2 separate regions of the Homo sapiens genome follow, and region 2 is linked to region 1. A link is an interaction called in ENCODE POLR2A ChIA-PET data of the cell type or tissue named here. Cell type or tissue: IMR-90. All regions are shown on one strand.

Region 1 (8,000 bases):
TATTTATGAAAAAACAAGAGTAACTACAGCACTCAAAAAATATTCAAATTATTTTACTATCGATCTAACACATGCTGTCAGTCATACCATTAGGAGAGAACTTGTAAGTTTTAGACTCTGCCATTAAATTTCCCTCTTCTAAAAGGAGATGGGATAGGTTAAATAGTTCCTCCCAGATAAAAATATCCATGCTTAATTTCTTTTAAAGAACAACCTTCCTATACTGTATCTTGGAGGCAATGACTAGCAGCTGAAATCCAAACGATGGATTGGTATAAAAACAGCAGGTTCTTGTGTAGATCTTTCTAATAGAAACTTCTGCAGCCAATTCAACCATTTTTCAGAAGGAAACAGGAGAAGCAGGAGGGAAAGCTGTTACAGGCATGTATTTCAAGAGGAGGGCCATCACCCCTCCAGCCTTCCTCTCTCCCCTCTGTTGCAAAGGAAATAAACTCCACAAATGAGGCCATGTGAGAGCAATATAAAAATACAGCAATAAGGCTGGGCGTGGTGGCTCACGCCTGTAATCCCAGCACTTTGGGAAGCCAAGGCGGGTGGTGCACCTGAGGTCAGGAGTTCGAGACCAGCCTGGCCAATATGGTGAAACCCCGTCTCTACTAAAAATACAAAAACTAGCTGGGCATGGTGATGCATGTCTGTAATCCCAGCTACTCGGGAGGCTGAGACAGGAGAATCACTTGAACCCGGGAGGCGAAGGTTGCAGTGAGCCGAGATCATGCCACTGCACTCCAGGCTGGGCGACAGAACAAGACTCCGTCTCAAAAAAACAAACAAACAAACAAACAAACAAACAGCAACAAAAAAAATACAGCAGTAAGATCCAATAAAAATATTCTAAGATTCAAAGAGAATCAGGTAAAAATCCATGTGAAGCACATTAGAAATAAGGAATTAACTTCCACTTAACAGGATCTGTTGAGGATTTTTTTAAAAACTCAAACATTAGAGAAGCAGCATGAAGCAAATATCACATTCCTTGCACTCAAGATGTTGAGAGAAAGGGTGAGGATTGAGTTTATGTTAGGGTGAGGATTGAGTTTATGTTGCAAAGAACTAAAATGGAGAAAATATCTAGACGCTCAGTTCAGCATCCAGACTTTGTTGATATCTACAAAGGATAAGATATTGTTTGAGACAAGAAATCACTCTGTCGCCCAGGCTGGAATGCAGTGGTGTGATCATGACTCACTACAGCCTCGACCTCCTGGCCACAAGTGATCCTCCCACCTCAGCCTCCTGTAGCTGGGACTACAGGTGCACACCACCAAACCCAGATAATTTTTTCATTTTTTGTAGGAACGGGATCTCGCTACATTGCCGAGGCTTGTCTCAAACTCCTGACCTCAAGTGATCTTCCCACCTGATCTCCCATAGCACTGGGATTACAGGAGTGAGCCACCATGCCCGGCCCATAGACGATAATTTTTTAACAAAAGCAGAAAACAACCAACATTATGAATGGATTTGTTTTAATGGCTCCTCGGCAAATACGAATATGTGATGTGACCTGCTGGGTGCTGGGAAAGAAAGTGAGGGGCTAAAATGGAAGAAAGATTAGAAATAGAAGACCAGTGAGGAATAAGGGCAATTCTGAGGAACTTGCTCTCAAAGTAAAACCTTATAATAGTAGTAAGTCCCTCTGATGGAACTGGCCCTGAAGTCAGAGGTAAGAAAGAACACAATTTCTTCTACATATGGGGACACAGGAAAAAAGGATTGTTTTCAACCTAGAAGATGATTCTGCTTCTATTCAGGTAATTGGCATGTTGGTCTGGATCTAAAGGTAAAGAATCAACAAAGAAAAATGGGTAATGAAGGATTCGTAAATCAGATGGGGAATCAGGAGGTAATATGTTGAATGGAAGGAAGACTGGGAAAAGGGAAAGTGTAGGAAAGGGATTGAAGCAGAATAAAAATGAACTCCAGGGGAGGAGGTCAGTTAACCACCACCAGAGTACCCTTAGTTCAGAGGTTAAGCTTGTACCCCTTCTTCTCACTGGGGGGTACCCCACAAGGACAACACTGTCTCCCCAAGCCTGGATATGGCCTGACTGTCCTCCTTGGCATCATCCTCCAAGGGCCACGGCCAATCCATCACCCATCCACCAGGGGGAGCACTCATGAACAACTGGCATCTCCCCTAGAAGGAACAGACCTCCAGAATTTGGTCGGGCACCCTCATACCTGTCCATCTCATCAACGTCATAGACAAACAGAAGTAGGTACAAAAGAATAAAGCCAACAGAGTCTAACGCTGCACATGCCATTGCTCTGTCACCACGTGGTTGCTGTAAATCCCTCTAAGAATTCTGCTGGAATGTCCACTTGTAAAATCACAGAGGGGTCAAACTGGCATTCCAGACCCAGAGAAGCCACAGAATTGGTAAAAATGAAGCCAAAGTAGGTTCTTTTTTTCTCCTCGAGACAAATGCAGTAAGATCATCTCTTATTTCATGCCAAAGTAAAAATGGTCACAGCGATAGAAAAGGACTAATATCTAGAAAATAGCTAAATAACAACCTCAAATGCATAAGACACAAAGCATCTAAGAAACTAAAATTAATTAAGACATTTATATAAAGAGCATTTATTTCCTCTTTACCTACATACCAGCTTGATTATCTCATTTAGAAATAAATGCAGAGGAGGAAGAATCTGCTCAATACAAACAGGATGAAAGAAAGGATATTTCAAACCCCTCAAGTCAGATAGCAGCCCAGGGTGTTTATCACTGGAGAAAACTATTGCATATTTCTCAGTATGAAATGGGTGAATGGATGCATTACGTAATTATATTGTGCTGAGTCGGTAGAAACTTCGTATCTAGCAGACGTATTTGAAAACAGAACAGGCTGGGCAGGGTGGCTCACACCTGTAATCCCAGCACTTTGGGAGGTCAAGGCAGAAGGATCACCTGAGGTCAGGAGTTCGAGACTAGCCAGGCCCACGTGGCGAAACTCCATCTCTACTAAAAAATATAAAAATTAGCTGGGCATGGTGACAGATGCCTGTAATCCCAGCTACTAGGGAGGCTGAAGCAGGAGAATCACTTGAACCCAGCAGGCAGAGGTTGCAATGAGCTGAAACTGTGCCATTGCCCTCCAGCTTGGGCAACAAGAGGGCAACTCCACCTCGGAAAAAAAAAAAAAAAAAAAAGGAAAGGGCTCCACAACCCCACATGACCTTGCGTTCTCAGGGGTGGACTCTGCATGGCAAAAACACAAGCTCTGTTCACATTATTTAGCAAGTGAGAGAGGCTGACTCCTCACATGGAACACCACATCATATCACTCCTTTACAAACTCTCATTTTAGAAAAGTAACCAACAAAAGCTGTATGTTTTAGAGGTTTGGGAATTGTGTGGGATTTTTTTCAGGGGGAGCAGGGGAAGACTTTATGGGTGGTCATTATAAAAGTATAGTCAATATAGACAGTTTCCTATTAAAATTACAGGCAGATTTTCTCTCCCGATTATTCAAGTGCATTAGCAAATGTAAAAAAAATCTGAACTTGGATCAGATAAGAGCAATCAGAGTACGGAATGCATCTGCTCTTTGCCAAAGCCGTATTTCATTACTTTTCAGAATTAGCTGGCAATGTCTCCACAATATTTACTGAAGTGCAAACCAAATGTTTTCATCTGGACAAAAATCAAACTGTGGTATGTTACAACAACAACAGAGATCATTTTAATCCAAAAGCTTGCTTTCTCTAATTTAGGCTGTGGTTTCTATAAAATTGGATTCTTCTCTATGAATCATGTACACAGACAAGCCCTCCTGCCCATTATCTTCCCTCCCTCGATCAGTTCTTGATCTTAAGCAGCGAAACATCGCTTGGCTGTATTTTGGAAAGACCCTAGAGGGATTCCCTGTGCACTGTCATTTAGCTGCAGAGTCAAATTCTATTGCTTGACCCAATTACCATGGGGCTGGCCCACTGAGTTTGTGTTTCATCTTCGGGATACATAAACAGAATGAAAAGTAATCAACCCCGACTATCAAATTAAGAAACAAAACTTCAAAGTGAGCTGGCAGGGACTTGGGCAACGGATAGAAGATGAAAGAAGTCACAGAAGAAAGCAGTTGCACCCAAATACCCTAGTGCATCAATCTACGTATGTATGTATCAGCACTGTTCAAAGCACCAGAGACTCAAACAGGGCAGCTGTCTACATTCATCTCACATGTTCATGCATGCACAACATGTAAACACAAACTTCCCTAAAAGACTTTGGGACAAATATAACATGTCCAGTGCCAATCTCTGCCCATTCCTGGTCTGACTTTACAACTTATTAGGGAAGAAATTAAAACAGAATTTCCCAATTCGCATTCATTTGCCTACCATCCTAAAAGTATTTGCCAGATCCAGATGCTCCATGTGCTATTATTATCTGTAAGGTGACTTGCATTCATGTCTTAAATAATTTATCTCCATTGTATCAAGACAAAATTACTATCAATTGCCCTAAAGGAAAGGTAATGGTTAAAATTAAAATGAATGTAAAACGTTCACTTAATGTCCTTTCTGGTATGAAGAGGGATTTGTGTAGCAGAGATAGGGAAGCAGCCCTCAATAGCATGAGCAAAACACAAAGGGAATCCCTATTCCTTACTGAATACGGAGGTGCCTATCCAATCATGCTCATCTTGGGAATGTACTTCTTTTTAAATAGGTATTTCCAAAAAAAAAAAAAGATACCATCACTGAAGGGACTCTACATGGGATCCAAGACTCCAGGATGAGGCCATGGCTCTGGGAGATGCTTACTTGCCATGAGACTCGAGGTTACTCAACTGTATACAGAGCATAATGTCTTCAGTCGAAACATTTTTATGGCTCCAAACATAGGCAAAAGCAAGCTGAGTGACTCACAGTAAGGTGATATTATTATGCTCATAGGTATAAAATCATACTGTCATTCTTTCCATAGGTGACAGCATATCTTCTTTCCCAAATAGGAAAGTAACTAGATTGGTTGGTGACCAGAATCTGGGAGACAGGGGATGAAAATGCAAAATGAACTCAATGGTTAGAATAAGCTGAACCTTTGGTCTTTGTTAAGGAACAAGGAGGGATGACGCAATGACCTCCTAGATGCATGGCCAGTCTTTCCTTCAGCAACCCTCCCTCCTCCTCCTGGATTACAGCTCTCAAGAACTAGTGCAAACAAGCACCCAGGTGTGCCTATCTAATCCCACAAATAGGAAATTCCCGACATTAGGGTAGTATTCTATCTGCAAGTGCAATTAACATGTGGGACTTCACAAGGAGAATACAATGGTTATCATACCACCTTCCCTCCCAATCTCCTATTCCCACGCTAATCTAGCATCTTTGTCATTGAAAACTGTAACGTTCCCCTTACAACCCTTCCTATATTGTTGTCTGCACTGGCAATTTAAAACACATTCAAATACACACCCAGTCAAATGCCACAAGGTCTATCTATGGTTCGCTTCATCTCACTGAATATAGAAATCATACCACATAGCAGCAGCCATGATGGTGCTCAAGCCATCACGGTATTATCTCAAGTGGAGAAGAAGAAACCAGTAAGAAAGTGAACATTCTGGCTGGGTGCAGTGGCTCACGCCTGTAATCCCAGCACTTTGGGAGGCCAAGGTGGGCAGATACCCTGAGGTCAGGAGTTCAAGACCAGTCTGGTCAACATGGTGAAACCCCGTCTCTACTAAAAATACAAAAATTAGCTGGGTGTGGTGGGGCACGTCTGTATTCCCAACTACTCAGGATGCTGAGACAGGAGAATACCTTGAACATGGGAGGCGGAGGTTGCAGTGAGCCGAGATCACGCCACTGCACTCCAGCCTGGGTGACACAGGGTGGGAGACTTCGTCTCAAAAAACAAAACAACAACAACAACAACAACAACAACAAAATGAGCATTCTAACAGCCACTACAGACAACAGTCTTTGTGCGAATCATGTGAGGCCTTCCTCAGTTCCCAATGGAGAAGCTGAATACTCAACTTCCCTGCGGGACACAGACACCAGGGACTTTAGTGCTATAAATGAAACCCCTTCAGTCAGCAAGGTGCTTGGCCAACAAAACAGCACTGCCATACTTAAAGTCTTATTTCCATGTTCTCTAAGTGGATTTCAGAAAGACTCAAGGACTCTCTAGAAAGTAAGGAGAAGGCCAGAGATGACTCTGAGAAGTACTACTGAATCTGTGCCAGTACTCACTGGCAGCAAAAAGGAAGCCTGCCTTATCTTCAGGGAGGGCACAACATGGTCAGAGGCCAGCTGGCCTGTAGCAGGGAGAATCCTCACAGCAAAATGACCTACAGTCTTATTAATAACATCTGATCAACGTCACAGGGCCAATAAAAGTGATCCATCCTTCCCCTCCTCAGACCTCAAAAATTTCAGGGTTTCAGATTTCTTCATTATTAACTGATAAACTATCCCAACAAATGAAACAGGTAACTGACTCTAGGAGAAAACCAAGCATATGCAGAACGTTAAGGCCACTGAAAGCCCCTAGGCAGTGATGACACCGTTCTCAAACATACACTTTCACTACTGCTGCTCTCAAAAACTAAGATGCAACAACTCCCAGAGACCCTCAAAAAAAGTTGTGTACCACTGGAGACAGTGTGATTTCCTCCCCAAAGAGTTTACATAATGTAAAGTATTCCCATTTTGCTCAAGGAAGCTCATTATTAGCACCATAGTGTTCCTTGCAATTGGGGGATTACTTAATTGCTTTCTGGCAGGTTAATCCCCTTTCATTCTGTGACCTCTAAATCACCCCAGGCTTTTGCATTTGCCCTACTTAGAAATCCTAGTCCTCAATACTCAAGGCTAGGACCACATCAAAATATGTGTTCCTTGCCAATGAGGCCAGCAACGCTCTTTAGAAAAAACACCACAGGTTGGCTGTCTCTTCTATTACCTGTGGCCGATTCAGCTGGTCTTTTAGACAGTTCCACCTAAATCCAAAATCTAATAATCTTCCTCTCCACTACCTCTGCCTCAATTCACTGGAAAAAATGGTAAATAAATGTACAGTTGGACCTCTGTATCAGACACTTCTGCACCCATGGAATCAACCAACTGTCGATCAAAAACATTCAGGTAAAAAAAGGGACGGTTGCATCTCTACTGAACACATACAGACTCTTTTTTTCCTTGTAATTATTCTCTAAACAATATTATCTAACAAATTTACACAGCATTTACATTGTATTAGGTATTATAAGTAATCAAGAGATGATTTAAAGTATACAGGAGGATGTGCATACATGCAAATACCATGTGCCATGTTACATAATGGACTTGAGTATCCATGAATTTTGGTATCAAAAGGAGGTCCATAAATCAGTCCTCTGAGTTATCAAAGGATGCCTATATGTGGATGATCGCCTCAGGTATCAATTCTGGGCTATTTCATACCCATTAGCTCTGCAACAACTATGTGCTATAGACTCTAGAATATCCATTTCGCAGATGAGGAAGCTCAGGCTGAGAAATATTTAAATCATCTGCCCAAGACATGCCAGCCTTCTGCCAATGCCCCTAGAAAGAACTCCCTGCAGCCTCAATCGATTTTCTGCAGAGCTGCCAGTAACATCTTCCTAACCTCATAGGTGTATTATGATGTCACCCCTGACTTGAAGAACGCCAAGGGATACTCCAGTAACTAGCCCAGGGCATGCAGAATCTGAGGCTTATCCTAACTTTCTTGCTTTAACTCCAGGACCTCCAACATCAATCCATGCCTTGGCAGTTGCTTCTGCAGAACCCCTTCCCAGCACTATCCTCTTTCTGCAAAGATTCCTAATGCACTGTAACGCGGAGACCCGCAGCAAATGTCAGCATTCCTTTGCAGCCATCCCAGGGCCTCTCCCTTCCTGCTTTAATGGGTACACACTTCTATCCCAGCATTTTCACGCATTTATTGTTATATCCTCAATTTCACCCACCACCAATACTGCTTTCCTGTGTCTAAT
Region 2 (8,000 bases), 300 kb after region 1:
AAAGAACCTGCAAAAATACTATCTTTGTAGACATCTTTGAAGAAATAAATGTGGGAAAAGATGTAGGATTCATTAATACACAGCATTTATTTGTAAAAAATGCCTTCCTAACTTTCCACAAATCCCATATTTCCTAAGCAAAATTCTATATGTTAAATATGGAAAGGAACCTTTTTAAATAAAAAGGAAATAAGGGTGGCCAGGCACGGTGGCTCATGCCTGTAATCCCAGCACTTTGGGAGGCTGAGGCGGGCAGATCACATCAGGTCAGGAGTTCAAGACCAGACTGGCCAACCTGGCGAAACCCTGTCTCTACAAAAATACAAAAATTAGCTGGCATGGTGGTGTGTGCTAGTAATCCCAGCTACTTGGGAGGCTGAGGTGGGAGAATTGCTTGAGCCCGGGAGGCAGCGGAGGTTGCAGTGAGCTGAGATTGCGCCATTGCACGCCAGCCTGGGTGACAGAGTGAGACTCCATCTCAAAAAAAAAAAAAAGGAAATAAGGAAAGGAAAGAAGAGCAACACCAAAACTTTTTCCTTGATGAGGTGGTAGAGACCTATTTAATGCAGAACAACATTTTAGAAGTCCATGCCAGGTGCATAAAATTTGTGCACCCTTCCTTTCCTTTTTCTCATTGATTTCCCTTTTGGTCCTTCTCGGTGCCTTTCAGGAGTGGCTTAAATTGTCAAATACACCATAATTCATGAGTGTTTATCTTTGATTCCACATCCCCCTCACCCCAATCCCACATCTTCAATTCTTTTTCTTAGAAGCAGAGTCTTGCTCTGTTGCCCAGGCTGGAGTGCAGTGGCATGATCAGGGCTCACTGCAGCCTTGACTTTCCAGGCTTCTGTGATCCTCTCAGCTCAGCTTCCCAAATAGCTGGGACCACAGGCGCACACCACCATGTCTCGCTAATTTTTATGCATTTTCTTTTTTTGTAGAGATGAGGTCTTGCTATGTTGCCCGGGCTTCATCTTCTACTCTTGCTTCCTCTTTATTTCTCTCTAGCTCTAAGCCAGAAGTCGTTCTACTTCACTGTGCATAAGGATCAAATGAGAATTTGAGTTAGAAATTCAGTGATTTCTGGGCCGGGTGTGGTGGCTTATGCCTGTAATCCCATCATTTTGGGAGGTCGGTTTGGGCGGATCACTTGAGGTCAGGAGTTTAAGATCAGCCTGGCCAACATGGTGAAACCCTGCCTCTACTAAAATACAAAAATTAGCTGGGCATGGTGGTGCACTCCTGTAATCCAAGCTATTCGGGAGGCTGAGGCTAGAGAATTGCCTGAATCCAGGAGGCGGAAGTTGCAGTGAGCCAAGATCGTGCCACTGCACTCCAGTCTGGGTGACAGAGTGAAACTCCGTCTCACACACACACAAAAAAATAAAAATAAAAATAAAAAAAATTAAAAAAAAAAAAAAAGACGAAATTCAGTGATTTCTGTGTTGACATCCAGGAATCGTGAGTTTTGCCAAACATCCTAAGTATTGCTGTTGTAGGTGTTGAGATATACTATTAGGTTATGGAGTAAGACTTAAACTATCACCAGGGTATTTTCATTTTATTAAGAGAACAATGATTCTTTAATTGTAGAATTACAGGCATCAGTAATCCTTGTGGCTAGAGGGTTTCTTCCGAGGAGGAGCTTAGACTCCTGACAGATCCTATTGTAAGGCCCCAGTTCTCCCTTCCCTTCTGGCTCCCTCTTTACCCCTACTAATTAACGGAAGCACTGGGGGTGCGATAGGGGGTGGGGCCGCTGAGGTCTAAGGGTTTCCAATCAGTCTGTGGTTTAGAATTCAAGGGCTCGGAGAGTCAATGTTCATCATTCTTTGGTAGATGACTTTTCATCTTTGTTAGGCTTTGAAATTTTAACATAAACTGAAAAGTAATCAAAATCTGTATTCAGCACTTGCCTTACATACAAGAAGTTCCTTCTGTAACCTGAGTTAAAGAGAATTGACTTGGTTTTCAAAAATGGCTCCATCCGTCAACATAGCTGAAATTCTACCATTACAAATGATGGCCTTTGGACCCTGGAAAATTGTTAGGCCTCGAAAGTCTAACAATTGATAATGCATACACTTCTAGGTCAATATCACCTTAAACTGGAGCCAGTGAACATTTTGGTGGTAGTCTAGGATGATTGGAATTGGGACCATAAAAAGTGGGAAAGAATAGGAGAAAGAGAATTCTTATTGACTCTGAACACATAAAGAAATAAAATATTTAAATTAAAATTGGTTCATACCTGTAATCTCAGCACTTTGGGAGGCCGACGTGGGTGGATCACTTGAGGTTAGGAGTTCCAGACCAGCCTGGCCAACATGGTGAAACCCTGTCTCTACTAAAAATACAAAAATTAGCCGGGCATGGTGGCACATGCCTGTAATCCCAGCTACTCAGGAGGCTGAGGCAGGAGAATCACTTGAACCCAGGAAGCAGAGGTTGCGGTGAGCAGAGATCATGCCACTGCACTCCAGCCTGGGGAACAGAGTAAGACTCTGTCTCAAAAAAAAAAAAATTAATTAATTAAAACAAAAAATAAAAATAAAAAAGAAAGAGTGGCTCTTTGGATGAATCTCATACAAACTCTGAGAAACTCCTGACTAGGCACAGTGGCTCATGCCTGTAATTCCAGCACTTTGGGAGGCCCAGGTAGGTGGATCACCTGAGCTCAGGAGTTCAAGACCAGCCTGGCCAACATGGTGAAACTCCGTCTCTACCAAAATTACAAAAATTAGCCAGGCGTGGGCAAGCGCCTATGGTCCTAGCTACTTCGGGGGCTGAGGCTGGAAGATCCCCTGAGCTAGGGAAGCAGAGGTTGCAGTGAGCCAAGATTGTGCTGTTGTACTCCAGCTTGGGCGGAAGAGTGAAACTGTCTCAAAAAAAAAATGCATGTTTATTCTACATGTTTTCTTTTTTTCAAGCAAGAGATCAGGTAATCTTTTCTGATATCAATATACAATAAGAGAACAGCAGATATATTTAGTATGATGTAATACATATTGAAATCAATTACAAATGTCAGTTTTATTTATTTATTTATTTATTTATTTATTTATTTTTATTTTTTATTTTATTTTATTTTTTTTTTTGAGACGGAGTTTTGCTCTTGTTACCCAGGCTGGAGTGCAATGGCGCCATCTCAGCTCACCGCAACCTCCGCCTTCCAGGTTCAAGCTATTCTCCTGCCTCAGCCTCCTGAGTAGCTGGGATTATAGGCATGTACCACCACGCCCAGCTAATTTTGTATTTTTAGTAGAGACAGGGGTTTCTTCATGTTGGTCAGGCTGGTCTCAAACTCCTGACCTCAGGTGATCCCCCCGCCTCGGCCTCCCAATGTGCTGGGGTTACAGGCCTGAGCCACCGCACCCGGCTACAACTGTCAGTTTTAAATATTAATGTCTATTGTACCAAATTTGGGATCTCAGGAGAAAGTATTCAACATAATTTAAAATGCCGAGGCTGGGCTTGGTGGCTCACGTATGCAATCCCATCATTTTGGGAGGCCAAGGTGGGCGGATCGCTTGAGTTCAGGAGTGCAAGACCAGCCTGGGCAACATGGTGAAACCCTGTCTTTACAAAAAATACAAAAATTAGCTGGGCATGGTGGCACGCGTGCCTGTGGTCCTAGCTACTTGGGAGGCTACGGCAGGAGAATCACTTGAGCCAGGGAGGCAGAAGTTGCCGTAAGCCAAGATGGCGCCACTGCACTCCAGCCTGGGTGGCAGGAGTGAAAGAAACCCTGTCTTAAAAACAAAACGAAACAAAAATATGAAATTATTATAGAAAAGGATATTTTCAGGATAGAAGTGTGTATTTGAGTCATGCAAGTTGTACTCAATTATGCTGAAGCTGTAAAAGACTCTGAAAATGATCTCCTATTGGACATTTATAGAAATAACTTCTTTGAGGAGTCACAGATAGCCTTTATTTTTCTCTCTCTATTCTCTCTTTCTCTCTTTCCTAGGTCAGTAAATTTTCTCTTTTTTTTTTCTTTTTTTGAAACGGAGTCTCGCTCAGTTGCCCAGGCTGGAGTGCAGTGGCACGATCTCGGCTCACTGCAAGCTCCACCTCCTGGGTTCACGCCATTCTCCTGCCTCAGCCTCCCAAGTAGCTGGGATTACAGGTGCCCGCCACCACGTCCGGCTAATTTTTTGTACTTTTAGTAGAGACGGGGTTTCACCGTGTTAGCCAGGATGGTCTTGATCTCCTGATCTCGTGATCCGCCTGCCTCGGCCTCCCAAAGTGCTGGGATTACAGGCGTGAGCCACTGCGCCCAGCAATTTTGTACCAAAGTTACTCCTAGGGTGGGCATGGTGGCTTATGAATGTAATCCTAGTACTTTGGGAGGCCAAGGCAGAAGGCTGGCTTGAAGATAGGAGTTTGAGACCAGCCTGGGCAACATAGTGAGACCCCATATCTACTTAAAAAACAAACAAAAAGCAAAGTTACTCCCAGTATGTATGCAAACCAAGTTGGCTTCTGAGTTGAGAATGTAAGATGGACTCCAGCATGAAGTTCTAAAAGACACACCCCAGAGGACCAAGGCAGCATACACCATTATGGCTTTCTGTTTTGGTGTGGCTCTGAGGAATCTGATGACCTTGGCAAGTTATCTTTGAATGTCTTGGTTCCCCATCCGATAACATGGAGATAACAATGCCTGCTATTCAAAAAGGATTCATAAGATGCCATTTATGAACTTTACTGAAGTCTTTGATAAGAGTATCTTTTTTTTTGTGAGATGGAGTCTCGCTCTTGTCGCCCAGGCAGGAGTGCAGTAGCCAATCTTGGCTCACTACAACGTCCGCCTCCCGGGTTCAAGCGATTCTCGTTACTCAGCCTCCCAAGTAGCTGGGATTACAGGCACCCGCGACCACGCCCAGCTGATATTTTTATTTTCAGTAGAGACGGGGTTTCCCCATGTTGGCCAGGCTGGTCTCGAACTCCCTACCTCAGGTGATCCATCCGCCTCAGCCTCCCAAAGTGCTGGGATTACAGGCGTGAACCACCATGCCCGGCCAATAAGAGCATCTTATAACTGCTATTGTTTCTGTTCTCATTAGCATTATTTTAGTTATACATCATGGCTTTAATTTGGCTTCAAAGGCTGTAGTCTGTAGCTATTTTATAAGAACTGAGTGTTTTTAATGTTACTCTGAGACAAGGTGAAGGGGAAGGAAATTTCCCCTAAAACCACGGTAACAATTATATTGTGGTAGATTGAAACTTTCTGTTGAGGCCAGGCACGGTGGCTCACACCTGTAATCCCAGCACTTTGGGAGGCCGAGGCAGGTGGATCACTTGAGGTCAAGAGTTTGAGACCAGCCTGGACAACATGGTGAAACCAATTCTCTAATAAAAATACAAAAACTAGCCAGTCATGGTGGTACACGCCTGTAGTCCCAGCTACCTGGGAGGCTGAGGCATGAGAATCGCTGGAACCCAGGAAGCAGAGGTTGCAGTGAGCCAAGATCTCACCAGTGCACTCCAGCCTGGGCAACAGAGCGAGACTCCATCTCAAAAAAAAAAAAAGTCACTTTTTAGCGCTGGTTTTACAGGGAAGCACAAGTTGCTAAACTGTGAAGGATTCTAGTAAGATATGTTGTAGACGTGGCAAATGAGCAATTCTTATTCAAGGAATTAAGGCTGCAACAATTTGAGCCATGTATGTTATGTGAAATCAGATTTTTTTTCAAAACAATTTATGGAATTTGTGTTCTTATTTATTTATTTATTTATTTATTTTTTGAGACGGGGTCTTGCTCTGTCACCCAGGCTGGAGTACAGTGGCGCGATCTTGGCTCACTACAACTTCTGCCTCCCGGGTTCAAGCAATTCTCCTGCCTCAGACTCCCGAGTAGTTGGGACTACAGGTGTGTGCCACCATGCTTGGCTAATTTTTGTATTTTTAGTAGAGATGGGGTTTCACTATGTTGGTCAGGCTGGTCTTGAACTCCTGACTTCGTGATCGGCGCCCCCACCCCCACCCCCACCCCTTGGCCTCCCAAAGCGATGGGATTACAGGCGTGAGCCACCACGCCCGGCCTGTGTTCTTATCGTTTGGGCTCTAAGGTGTGGTGATCACAAGTGCAAACAAATTTTCAACCGTGGATATGATTTTGATACTCTATCCAAGCCACCAAGTGTGTGCATTTTGCTGGGAGAATTGCACACTCTGCAGCAGCCCCTTGCACACTGATACCTGTGCACGGCTGTAATGGGAAACATTTGAGTCTGGTTGCAAAGATTTGCTTAGTGTGAAATCTGTTCCTAACACAATGGTCAGATGGAAAGGAGTTTCATTACATGGCTGGGCATTTCTTCTTTCTTTGGGGAATATAAAAGGTGAATGCAATACTTTCCAGTTTAAAGTTACCACAAAACGTCATAATCGTAACCTCAAAATCTACTCCAAAAATTATAGAGAACCAGAGGCCTTGAGCTGGCGGCAACTGCCTGTTTGATCTTGATTAAGTTCCAAAAAGCCAGTGAGAGTTCAAAGCAGGGCCAGGGGCGACTCCACACTTTAATCCCTGCTCCTCTTTCCCTTCCCTCTTCACTCCCGCTCTCCATCCTTTGCTATGAACTGCAGTATATATGCATTTCAATAACCCTGGACACTGTAGATTCTAGAACAATGAGGAAAGCGTCTCTCCTTATTGATACTGACAGGCCTTTCGGTCAGAAAATGTCCCTCAACAGATGTTAGAAAATGTGGTCATAAGCCAGAAAGATATGTGTTACAATTTTTAAGGCCTTTTTATTTCCAACTCTCTACATTCCATTGGATAAGGTGTAATTTTTCTCTTTCTTTCTTCAGAAATCCCTCTCGAGGGTTCAGGATACAGGAAAAGTAGTTATGCCTGAAGATAAGTTGCTGACTTCGCTTCTACTTCAGTCACCCCTTTCTGATCTTCCCAAGAAGAAATAAAGAATGAACATTAAGGACAATTATGAAGCAATACCCACAATAAAACAAGAATGAGATCATTTTATTATTCAAGGTACTATATTTGGAAATTGAATAATGCCTTTTTTTTTCCAGTCTAACCACTCTGGATGTTATTTCAATCCAATTATTTTGTTGGAAGAAGTTTTTAGATTATTTTAACTCTGGCTAATGAATACATCCCATTGATATTAAAAAGAACTGAGTTGGGCACTGACTTTGAGGGCCCAGAAGTGAATTATTGTCTTAGAACTGACTTCATCTGAAATTCACTTACTATCAAATGGGCAACCCAGCATAGAATTCACACTAAAATTCCTAATGATGACACAATCATTCTTTATAAATAAATAAACCTGGAGTTTTAACACTATACTATAATGTCTTCTTCTTTCCCAAGAAAATATATTTTCTATAACATGAACCAAGTAAGTATGACAAATAAACAATGGAAAAGAGGAGAAAAAAACAAATGCAAATAGTATGCTGACACAGGTGACAGTGATGACAGTTGTATGTGGCTTTGCTTCCGAGTCACCCAGAGCCCAAGTGAGTCCTCTACTTGCTGAAATAAGCATTCCCACCAGGCGTGGTGGCAAAGGCCTGTAATCCCAGCACTTTGGGAGGCCAAACAGGAAGGATTGCTTGAGTCCAAGAGTTCAAGACCAGCCTGGGCAACATAGTGAGACCTTGTCTCTACAAAACATAAACAAAAATGGCTGGGCACACTGGCTCACGCCTGCCTGTAATCCCAGCACTTTGGGAGACTGAGGTGGGCAGATCATCTGAGGTCAGGAGTTCGAGACCAGCCTGGCCAACATGGTGAAACCCCTGTCTCTACTAATAATACAAAAAAAAAAAAAAATTACCCGGGTGTGGTGGCATTTGCCTGTAGTCCCAGCTATTCGAGAGGCTGAGGCAGGAGAATTGCTTGAACCTGGGAGGTGGTGGTTGCAGTGAGCCGAGATCGCGCCACTGCACTCCAGCCTTGGTGACAGAGTGACTCCGTTTCAAAACAAAACAAAGCAAACCAACAACA

The links. ChIA-PET counts read pairs that join two places held together with the same protein. Peaks named below come from ENCODE experiments on the same cell type or tissue, not always from the same donor. Only the 100,000 strongest peaks of a DNase experiment are listed, where the experiment ranks them.
Region 2: POLR2A ChIA-PET joins it to region 1 with 5 read pairs; 2 of 35 experiments call an interaction of 5 or more read pairs at or near these places.

What each region holds. Positions count from the first base shown.
Region 1 is chr6:15,458,603-15,466,602 of GRCh38, reverse strand. All of the region lies in intron 4 of JARID2 (jumonji and AT-rich interaction domain containing 2), which reads right to left. Among named protein-coding and RNA genes, the nearest start is that of DTNBP1-AS1, 83 kb to the left of the region's middle. RefSeq lists an enhancer at 4,973-5,630. In IMR-90, a CTCF peak has its summit at 2,124 (motif pointing right); no DNase peak of the experiment used is centred here; H3K27ac peaks cover 432 bases.
Region 2 is chr6:15,160,035-15,168,034 of GRCh38, reverse strand. LOC105374946 (a long non-coding RNA gene) reads left to right here. Exons shown (of 3, transcript XR_926520.1): 2 at 6,833-7,016. Among named protein-coding and RNA genes, the nearest start is that of JARID2-DT, 81 kb to the left of the region's middle. In IMR-90, no CTCF peak of the experiment used is centred here; no DNase peak of the experiment used is centred here; H3K27me3 peaks cover 149 bases.